4 separate regions of the Mus musculus genome follow, and regions 1, 2 and 4 are each linked to region 3. The links are chromatin loops, found by intact Hi-C in ENCODE. Cell type or tissue: left cerebral cortex. All regions are shown on one strand.

What was found. Hi-C counts contacts between places; a loop is a spot of excess contacts. Peaks named below come from ENCODE experiments on the same cell type or tissue, not always from the same donor. Only the 100,000 strongest peaks of a DNase experiment are listed, where the experiment ranks them.
Region 1: it touches region 3 in a loop (4-fold over the local background); 6 of 42 quality-filtered maps call a loop at or near these places.
Region 2: it touches region 3 in a loop (3-fold over the local background); 2 of 42 quality-filtered maps call a loop at or near these places.
Region 4: it touches region 3 in a loop (2.0-fold over the local background); 6 of 42 quality-filtered maps call a loop at or near these places.

What each region holds. Positions count from the first base shown.
Region 1 is chr4:129,874,085-129,876,584 of GRCm38, reverse strand. No RefSeq gene overlaps it. Among named protein-coding and RNA genes, the nearest start is that of 1700108I11Rik, 22 kb to the right of the region's middle. In left cerebral cortex, no CTCF peak of the experiment used is centred here; DNase peaks (open chromatin) are centred at 1,036 and 1,608.
Region 2 is chr4:129,699,436-129,701,935 of GRCm38, reverse strand. It overlaps a transcript of Tmem39b not described here. Among named protein-coding and RNA genes, the nearest start is that of Tmem39b, 3.8 kb to the right of the region's middle. In left cerebral cortex, CTCF peaks have their summits at 272 (motif pointing left) and 1,293 (motif pointing left); a DNase peak (open chromatin) is centred at 269; H3K27ac peaks cover 220 bases.
Region 3 is chr4:129,818,711-129,821,210 of GRCm38, reverse strand. It overlaps Ptp4a2 (protein tyrosine phosphatase 4a2), which reads right to left and starts at 732. Exons shown (of 6, transcript NM_008974.4): 1 at 610-732. In left cerebral cortex, a CTCF peak has its summit at 1,065; DNase peaks (open chromatin) are centred at 438, 1,147 and 2,108; H3K4me3 peaks cover 1,681 bases; H3K27ac peaks cover 2,179 bases.
Region 4 is chr4:129,881,684-129,884,183 of GRCm38, reverse strand. No RefSeq gene overlaps it. Among named protein-coding and RNA genes, the nearest start is that of E330017L17Rik, 23 kb to the left of the region's middle. In left cerebral cortex, no CTCF peak of the experiment used is centred here; DNase peaks (open chromatin) are centred at 1,070 and 1,410; H3K4me3 peaks cover 375 bases; H3K27ac peaks cover 223 bases.

The DNA.
Region 1 (2,500 bases), 55 kb before region 3:
TTATTTTTAAAAACCAATTTATTTTGATGCGGATGAATAAGTTGCTTGCAGGTATGTATGTCCACCACCTGCATCCCTAGTGCCTGAGGAGACCAGAACTGGGGACAGAATCCCCTGGAACAGGAATTACAAGATGGTTGTGACCTGCCATTTAGGGGCTGCTAATGGAACCCAGCCAACCAGAGCTCTCAAACTACTTAGCCATCTCCAACCTCCTCCCCAACTCCTGCTTCCCCTCCCTTTCCCCTCCTCTTCCTTCTTTCTTTCTCTCTTCCTTTCTTTTTCTTTGGACAGAGTTTCTCTGTATAACCCTGGCTGTCCTGGAACTCACTCTGTAGCCCAGGCTGGCCTTGAACTCATAGAGCAACTCCTGACTCTGCCTCCCAAGTGCTGGGGTTACAAGTATGGGTGTGCAGCGTCCCTGTCAAGTCCAGGGGACAATAACTTGAGGCACTTTTCCTGCTCCTTTGGCTGTTCTGCGCCATCTTCAGTGATGTCCTCGGAGCCTCAGGGCAAGGGGTTGTGATACAGAGAGCGCTTTAGGGACAAGCACTCAACAATTTCTCAGTCTCTGTATTTTGACTGGTTGTTGATCTCTATTAATCTCCATCGACTGGTGCAGGGTGGGGGTGGGGGGGACAGGCAGAGCTTCTCTGAAGGGACTCAGGAATTATTCTAGAGAGCAGGCGGCCTAGGAGGTTTTTAGTCCACTTTGATTTCATAAGAACTAGATGGGGGTTGGGCGTGGTGGTATAAGCCTTGAATCTCAGCATGCGGGGGGGGGGTGAGGGGGGGCGAGGCAAGAGAATTGTCATGAGTTCAAGGTCTCTCTGAACTACCTATTAAATTTGAGGCCAGCCATAGCAAAAAAAAAAAAAAAACAGGGCCATTATTACTATGTCCACCATAGCTTGTTTATAACAACAAAACCTGGAACTATTTGGAGTCTACGGACGGAGACGCGGTTAAATAAGGATGTTACACCCACATGCTCAGCGGGAAGTCGGGCAGCTGTTAAAATGATGATGCATGCTTGCGCCTGATGTAGGAGCTGCTCACATAGTTATTATTTTGTAGGGAAAGTAGGTTACATATCACTATTTTATACTACAACCTGATTTTACGCCTGAATGCAAGATGGTATAAATGCCCACGGACGAGTGTAATTATATGCAAAGTATTTGGGAAAGTGTTTGGAATGAGACGGGTGGAACATTACCAGGACTTACTGCTACAGGACGAGTGCGTGCCTAGGCTTTACCGTATGCTTAACTGTATTTTAATTTTTTAAAATAATGACCGTGAAATAAAAAGGAGTAATAAAAAAAAAAAAGCATGAAATCCATGGTTGGGGAGAGGAGGAGCTACAGACGCGGCTAGCGACATGGGCGACTCGGACAAAAAGTGAGTTGATTCCTTTTTCAGTGTAAATGAAGCTTTATCTGGCTTTTGTCATTGAGGTGAGATATAGAGAGTATATAAATGTGCTGCTTTAATGATTGGTGAGTGTGTAGTCCAGTGACGTTGAGTCTGTTCATTCGTCATGGGACCATCGCCACCCTCCAGCTCTAAACCTTTTCTTTTTCTCAAGCTGCAATTCTGCAAGTGCCCATGCCACGCCCATGCCCACACCCATGCCCACGCCTCCCTCCTCCTCAGCTCCTGGCAATTGCCGTTTTGATGTTCTGGGAGACCCAGATGCTCTGGGTGCCTTGTTTAAGTGGCACTTGCCTTTTCTTTAACAAACACAAAGTTTTAAGGCTTATTTTCACTTTACGTGTATGGTGTATGAGTGTTTTGCCTGCATGCATGTATGTGCACCATGCGTGCCTGTTGGATCCCCTGGAACTGGGGTGACAGATAGTTGTGAGCCACTGTGTAGGTGCTAGAAATTGAACCTGAGTCCTTTGCAAAAGCAACATGTGCTGTCAACCACTGAGCCATCTCTGCAGCCCTGGGCACTGGCCTTTTCACCTGGCTTGGTTCCCTGAGGAGAATCTAATGTCTTCAAGGGTCATCCAAGTCACAAAAAGAATTGTCTTCTTTTTTAAATAATGTTTTCATGTGTGTTTGTGTGTGTGTGTCTCCCTCTGTGTGTATGTGTGTGTGTGTCTGTCTATGTATATGTGTGTGTCTCTTCCTTTGTGTGTGTGTGTGTGTGTATGTGTGTGTGTCTGTCTATGTATATACGTGTGTGTCTCTTCCTCTCTGTGTATATGTGTGTCTCTCTGTGTGTGTATGTGTGTGTGTGTCTCCCTCTCTGTGTCTGTGTGTGTGTGTGTGTGTGTATCTATGTATTTGGGATGCTGGGCTACCAGAAGGTGCATATGAAATTCAGAGAACCTGTGGGAGTCACTTCTCTCCTTCCACTCTGTAGGTTCCAAGGACAGAGCTCAGGTAGTCAGGCTTGACAATAAATACTTTATCTACAGAGTCATCTCCCTGGCCCTTTTTTTCCTTTTTAAAGGCAAACTAATATTCCATTATATTAGAAGAAAGG
Region 2 (2,500 bases), 120 kb after region 3:
GTGTGGGAGTCGGGTGTGCACCACGGTGGCTGCCCCAAGCACCTAGCTAGACTATGTGGATAGCACCAGGGATTCTAGTTGGGTAATAATTTAGAGTCAGAGTTCATGGGTGTTAGGGCCTAAGACACACAGACACGAGTTTAGACTGTACACCTGCCTGGTCATCTTGCTTTGTCTTACGCCACACGCCCCAATCTTAGCACGTATCTGAAAAGGAAACTGGTTTCGCGTCCCTGTTGCTTTGGGAACTCCTGTTTCTTTGTATGTGGCTCCCTCTGGCGGGTGTTGATGGTAAGGAAGTAAGATCAGATATAAGACTGACATACCACTCTGAGAGAATGAAGTGGGGCAACTCTCCCAACTCCTAATGACAGCCACCGGAATTGTCATACACTGTGTCTCTGCAATCTACCCACAATCTAGTCCCCACAATAATGAATAGGAATTAATTCTAATTCTCAGACAGATTTGAAGACCTGGAATCAAATTCTTTGCAGCATTTAGGATCCTCAAATGATCTTACCATCTTACCAATCTGTTTTTCTAGCTTCAATTATTGTCTTGGTTTTATTTACCATTAATACAAAATGCCCCAACAAAAGCAGGTCGGGGAATGAGTTTATTTTATCTCACAGTCCAATTGTAGACCATATGATAATCAAGGCAGCGGTAACTTGAAGCTGCTAGTCACATCCACCGTCAGGAGCAGAGAGGACAGATGCGTAACACTCATTTTCTCCTCAGTCCAGGACCCAAACCTCGGCGTGATTAAATGAGTCCTCCCTCTTTGTTGACATAATTAAGATAGTATAGGCCAACCGGATCAAGAAAATGCCTCTTTGAAATTCTTCCCCAGCTATTCCAGGTTGTGTGTCCGGTTCACAAAACTAATCTCAAATATGCTCAAGCCGACCAGACTCTTCTGGAGGAAATGCTAACTTGAAGCATTGTGCTGCCGGGTGGTTGTTGGCACACGCCTTTAATCCCAGCACTTGGGAGGCAGAGGCAGGGGGATTTCTGAGTTTGACGCCAGCCTGGTCTACAAAGTGAGTTCCAGGATAGCCAGGGCTACAGAGAAACCCTGTTTGGGGGGGGGGGAGGAAGCATTGTGCTGTGTCCTGCCCCTTCAGACTACAGGCCTGTCAAAACAACATGGGACCTCAAACTGGCTAGATGGCTCAGTGGTTAAGAGCACTGACTGTTCTTCCAGAGGTCCTGAGTTCAAATCCCAGCAACCACATGGTGGCTCACAACCATCTATAGTGAGATACGATGCCCTCTTCTGGTATGTCTGAAGACAGCTACAGTGTACTTACATATAATAAATAAAACTAGATTATTAAAAAAAAGAAAAACAAAAAATCATGAGGCCTTTGCTTAGTTTAGCTCAGTGTTCAGGCTGGCCATTGCGGCAGAAACTTTTAATCCCAGCAGAGGCTAGATTTCTGAGGTTGGAGGCCAGCCAGGACTAATGAGTGAAACCCAATCTCAAAAAGCTTCCCAGTGGCTTGCTTTGTTATTATCTCTGTAAAACATAAAATGTGAAGTTTGACAAGAACATAGGTATGAGGGCTGATGTATGGAAGGGCTAACCACACAAAGAATGAAAGTGACCCAAGAGATTAGAACAAGAACACCCTTGAATGGTCTTATATTAATCATCTAAAATGTCTTTGGGAGACCAAATCACTTGGCAGCTGGGGTGGCTGCAGGTGACATTTCTTCAAAGCCTTTGCTTTCATCAGCCATCACAAGGAAATCTCAAGATTTCTTTCTTGATAGCTGTAGTGTATATACTATGAAAACATCTCATTTTACCTCACTTAGATCACTAATTCCCCCTCCCCTCGAGCCAGCCACTTGTCTGGAGTTGCAGGGCTGTTGGAGTGCTTTGACTTCTCAATCATTTGCCCACTGGAACTTCAAGAAGACTCAGCCACAAATGGACTGAGGGAGGCAGATTTCCCAGGGGAGAATCATCTTTCTTATTGGAAACAATGGATGTCCAGCAAGCGGTCATAACAAAGCCGGTTGGACCCATGGGTGCCCTTGCTGTCTTACACTGAGTTGTAGGTATGCCAAGTCAATTCAGTAAATATTTCCTGGGAATTCGCTATGTACGATGTTCGTATTTTTTACACTGTAGATTCATAAACATTACCAACTCCACAGGCAGTTACCAGATTCAAGAGATGTTTCATCCCGTATGGTACAAACACACTTTACAAACCAACAAAAGACCATGCTAGAGATTAATCCCAGGGCCTTCCAACAGACACTGGACCATTCAACAAAACTTACTCATCTCAGAAACCAGGTCTGACCCCTCCTAGGAAGTTGTTTTCATACTATCCTCTGCCTACTGCTAAAAGGGATCGTTCAAAACATCCTGTTTCTTCATTCAGGTGTAGCAATTTGTTATCTCTGTCCCCAGGATATAGCAGTAACTGAAAATATGGCTAGGTGTCACCCACATTCCCGCAGATGGCCCGGCTTTGGT
Region 3 (2,500 bases):
CTTTACCGGCTAAAACTCAGACTCCGGGACAAGAGTCAAGCTTGGATGGTTAGCGCTGGGAAATGGGGGTGGGGAGGATGGCAAAGACATCTCTGGAAATTCATAAATTTACAATACATTTTTACGAAAAGGGGAAAGAACGCCAGAGATCAGCGTCACGGGAGACTCAGACCCTTTTCTCTTACTTGACTGCAACTCAGGGATCCCACGCTTGAGTGAATTAAGTCCCTGGACGCGAAGGGTTCCCTATCAACACAAAGACCAAGGGGCCTCCAGGATGCCTGTGCTCACGCGCCGGACAAACGCAGGCGCACCCCTGCACACCACCTAGTCCGCCACGCTCCTCCTCGTCCCCACTCGCTCTCACCACACCTTCGCCCCCACAAGGACACATGCTGCCCGCACACGCACCTTCTCCCGCATTCTTCTACGCTCTCTCGCTCTCTCGCTCGCTCACCCCACCTCGAGCCGCGCTCCCCGCCCCTGGCCCGGCCCGGCCCTCCTTCCGGGGACGTGTCTCGGGCCTGCTCTAATGGCAGCGGCGCCTCCCGCCCTCCCCTGCCCGAGGCCCGGGCGCCGCGCGGGGCCGCCCGGGAGGGGCGCACTCACGCTGGCAAGCTGGGGACTGGGCATTGAAGGCCGGCGGAGGCGGGAGCGAGGAGGCGCCTCTCTCCTCAGTCACCTCGGCGGCGGCGGCGGCGGCGGGAGCGGCGGCGGCGGCGGCGACGACTCCCCCCCAGCCTCGGCGCGCGACACCCGGCCCGGCCCGGCGGCGGCGGCGGCGGCGCGTGTCCACGAGTCCGTCTTGCTGCTGCTACTGTTGCTGCCGCGACCGCCGCTGTGTTCCCCCCCCGCTGCCGCCGCTGCCCCCGCTACCGCCGCTGCCCGCTGGCGTCGCCTCGCGCCGTGCCCGGCCGCTGCTGCCGCTCCAGCCGCTCCCGGACGAACGACGGTTACAGCCCGGCCGATCGCGCCGCCGCCACCACCGCTGCGCGCGCAGCCGGACCAGCTCCCGCCGCCGCCCCTCAGGGGGCGCTGCGGGGCGCGGCGCGCGCGGCGCAGCCACGCCCTCGGAACCGATGATTGGCTGCCGGCGGCTCGCGGCGGTTGGCCCCACCCACTCTGCCTACAGAGCTTTGACCCACTGCCCTGGGCGCCTCCCGCGCTCCGCCTCCGCGTGGCTTGCTGCGCTCGGCACTGGGGGCGACGGAAGGCGTATACATGTGACCGGCGCGGGGTGGGGGTAGCGGGGTGACGAACGTGGCTGAGGGAAGCGCCCGCCCACTCTGCGACTCGCCCATCCGCACCTGGGTCTAAGTTAGCGCCTCTGGCCACCCAGTGACCCGCAAGGTCGCGGGCGGATTCCGGATCCCGGGAGGCGCCTCGAGCCAGATCCCGCTGGGTCTGGGACTGGGACTGGGCGGCAACCGGGGCCTGAGCTCGGGGATTTCCAGCTCAGAAGTGGGGAACCGAGTACCTTATACTTGGCTGTCCTTCCTGGAGGCCTCGAACATCTCTGCGAAGTCTCTCTGCCCTGCTCCCCAGACCTCTATCGGGCAAGCAACACACAGACTCTTTAGATACGGAAATGCAGAATTAAGGAAAAAGTTTTTTCCTAGGTATTCTCAACTATTAAGCGGAATACTGTCTTCACAGCACAGATACTCTTCAATACTTAAATAAAGTATGAAGAATGGGCGTGATTAAAAAAAAAAGTCTGGCGGTGGTGGCCTATGCCTTTAAACCCAGTTCAAGGCCAGCCTGGTCTACAGAAAGAAAGCACCTCTAGAATTGGAACTGGGAATAGAACTCTGGGAAAAGCTTGCCTTGCATGTGAGGCCCTAAATTCAACTCTTGGGAGCCTCAAAAAAAAAAAAAAGTTTGAGTTGGATTTTAACAGTTTTGAAGATTATCTTAGAGATTCTCTAATGGAAGGAGGTTTTTTGTGTTGTGTTGTTTTGTTTTGTTTTTGTTTGCCTTTTGCTTTTGAAACCTGGCCAGAAGTTATAAGCCAGTTCATGCATCTTGATTTCTTGTTTGGAAAATGTGGTTACCCGGTGAGTTGGGAGGCTGGTTTGGGCTATTGCCAAGTGGAACAGGAAAAGGCTCTGGAGGCTGGCCTGAGAAGTGGGTTAGATTTCCCCAAGATGGGAGTGGGCAGAAAAGTGTATACTCACTATCCCGCACGGAACCCTCGCCCACCCAGGATTGACACTTACAAGGAAATGAGAATGCCCCTGGAGCTATCGCTCCCCAGTGTGTTCATCCTGCCCTTGCCCTGTGAGGAAATGCAGTGGTCAGTGGTCATTAGCCCTTTCCCACGAGGCAGTCCTGGAGCATCGCTCCTCACCAGAAGCTGCCCTTTAGAACTTAGTTTTAAAAAGAAAGATCTAATGACTCAGCCTCCTACAGCCACAGCGCAGAACTCAGGAGGATGGGGTATTTTAGGGCAAGTCTGTGTGGCCTTGCTGTGTGGGAGTTAAAAGGCCTTGAGGAGCAA
Region 4 (2,500 bases), 63 kb before region 3:
CCCTTGGCTTCTGCGGCTGCGCACACCTGGGACTTCCTACCCGTTCTTGCATCCTAACCTTCCCATCCGGCTCCTGGCTTAACAGCTCCCTTTTCTCAGGAGCCGCCCCACCCACAACGTACAGTGTCTTCCTGAGAATGCTCGGCCACAGATGAGGTCTCCAGCTCCCATCTGTCCTGGGAGGCCTTTGTTTTTGTTGTTGTTTGTTTGTTTGTTTGTTTGTTTGAGACAAGGTTTCTCTGTGTAGCCTCGACTGTCCTGGAACTCCATAGACCAGGCTGGCCTCAAACTCAGAGATCTGCCTGCCTCTCTGCCTCTGCCTCTCTGCCTCTCTGCCTCTCTGCCTCTCTGCCTCTCTGCCTCTCTGCCTCTCTGCCTCTCTGCCTCTCTGCCTCTCTGCCTCTCTGCCTCTCTGCCTCTGCTTCTGCCCCTCTGCCTCTGCCCCTCTGCCTCTGCCCCTCTACCTCTGCCTCTGCCTCTGCCTCTGCCTCTGCCTCTGCCTCTGCCTCTGCCTCTGCCTCTGCCTCTGCCGAGTGCTGGGATTAAAGAAAGGCGTGCACCACCTCTTCCTGGTTTGGGAGATTTAAGCCTACAAATTTGCTAGACTTTGGCTTCTTTTTAATAAATCTCCACTTGTTCTGCAATAAATAAATTACAGCTTAAGGAGGCTGAGGCAGGATGAACACTTAAACTCAGGACTGAGGCCACAGCACAGTCTTTAGCCTCTCCGTGTGTGTGTGTGTGTGTGTGTGTGTGTGTGTGTGTGTGTATTTCTGTCTGTCTCTGTCTCTCTGTCTCTCTGTCTCTCTCAAGCACACTCACTTGCTATCTCTCTATCTCTGTCTGTGTCCCTGTCTCTCTCTGTCTCTGTGTCTCTGTCTGTCTCTGATTCTCTGTGGGTGTGTGTGTCTGTCTCTCTCTCCCCATCTCTCCTGTAACTTGTAACTCTGGGCATAGAATCCAGGGGATCTCAGCCAACTGCAGGCAAATGCTCTACCACTGAACTACAGCCCAGGCTTCAAGATCCTGTTTCGAAACAGAACAACAAACCGAAAAGGAAGAAGTTCCTCCTTCGCTGCTTTTCTGCCTCATTCATCGAGGCAGGCTCTCTCAGTCAAACCCAGAGCTCACCGATATGGCTGGTTGCACTAGCCTACTCTGGAGATAGCTTGCTCTGCCTTCCAGCAGGCCACCACGTCCACCCAGCCTTTCATGGGTCCTGGACATCCAAACTTCCATTCTCACATTTACGCAGCACATACTTTAACATCTGAACTCTCTCTCCAAGGCATGTGCACAATTTTTAAGTTTCCAAATGGTCCCAGAGGAAAGGGTACAGGACAGGGGCGGGGGGGGGGGGGGGGCGCAAGGGGAACTTTAGATACTTGCTCTGTTTCTGTAGGGAAGGACTTTCTGTGGGCCTGAACTTTACCTTTGGCTGGCTGACAGGATGTGGTATGCAGCCTTGGCAGGGACTTTGCCTTTCTCAGGATGACAGTGGGGGTGGAGCTCCAGGAGCCCGGGGGGAAGGGGGGGAGGAGAGCATCTAGACACCTAGGGGGTCATCCTTTGCTAACTCGTTGAGGAATCCTTGTGTTAGGAAACTGGTTCTTTCTTTTAAAAATAAAAATTAAACTACTCTGTTTTGCAGCATTTGCCCACTTCCGTGATGTAAATATTCCCACCGGGGCCAATTTCACACTACCACAGTGTACCGAGCAGCTCACAGAATTCCTGCAGCTTTAGCAAGGAGCTCTCTCTTGCTCACCTGCCCAGGGCCACTCCCATGAGCCATTCTCCACGGAGTCCCAAAGATAACTGAGGAGCCTCTAAGGAGAACTAAGGACTTGTCAGCACACAAACAGGGCGCTAATGCAAGCAGGGAATTAAACCCTACTCACTAGCAACGAGCTGATGGAGTTAGAGACTTGAGCTATGTTTGCATTAAAATATTTTTTACTTGCTTTCTCTCGGTATAAAACAGACACAAAGGACGGCAGTTCGTTCCACGGGTGTGTGCTGAGAGCCTTGCTCCTCGACAGCAGTGCTCTAGGCACACAGGACTAACGAGATGAACGAGACAAGGTTCTTGGCCTCCGGAAGCTTACATTAGAATCTAGACATTAACATTACACAGTCATAATTTACAGAGAAAACTGAAGTGGAGAAGGGACTAGGAAGTGGGGAGGACTCCTGTTTTAGATGGTTGGGAGAAGCCCTTCCTGATGAACGAACACTTGAACGGGGATGAAGAAGAGGAAGCTGCTAGTCCCGAGGCTGGCAGAGACATTCCAGGCAGGAGAGTGGAGTTGGCCAGAGTTGGGGGTGGAGCTGGGGCCCTGAGTTGACCTGTGTGAGGTCAGCAGGGTTCAGGTGTGGCTGGAGAAGCATGTGTGTGTGTGTGTGTGTGTGTGTGTGTGTGTGTGTTTGTACACATATAGGGAGAAGTAGGATTAAATTAAGTCAGGGCCCTGAATTTGCATTTTCTGTGGTAAGGAAG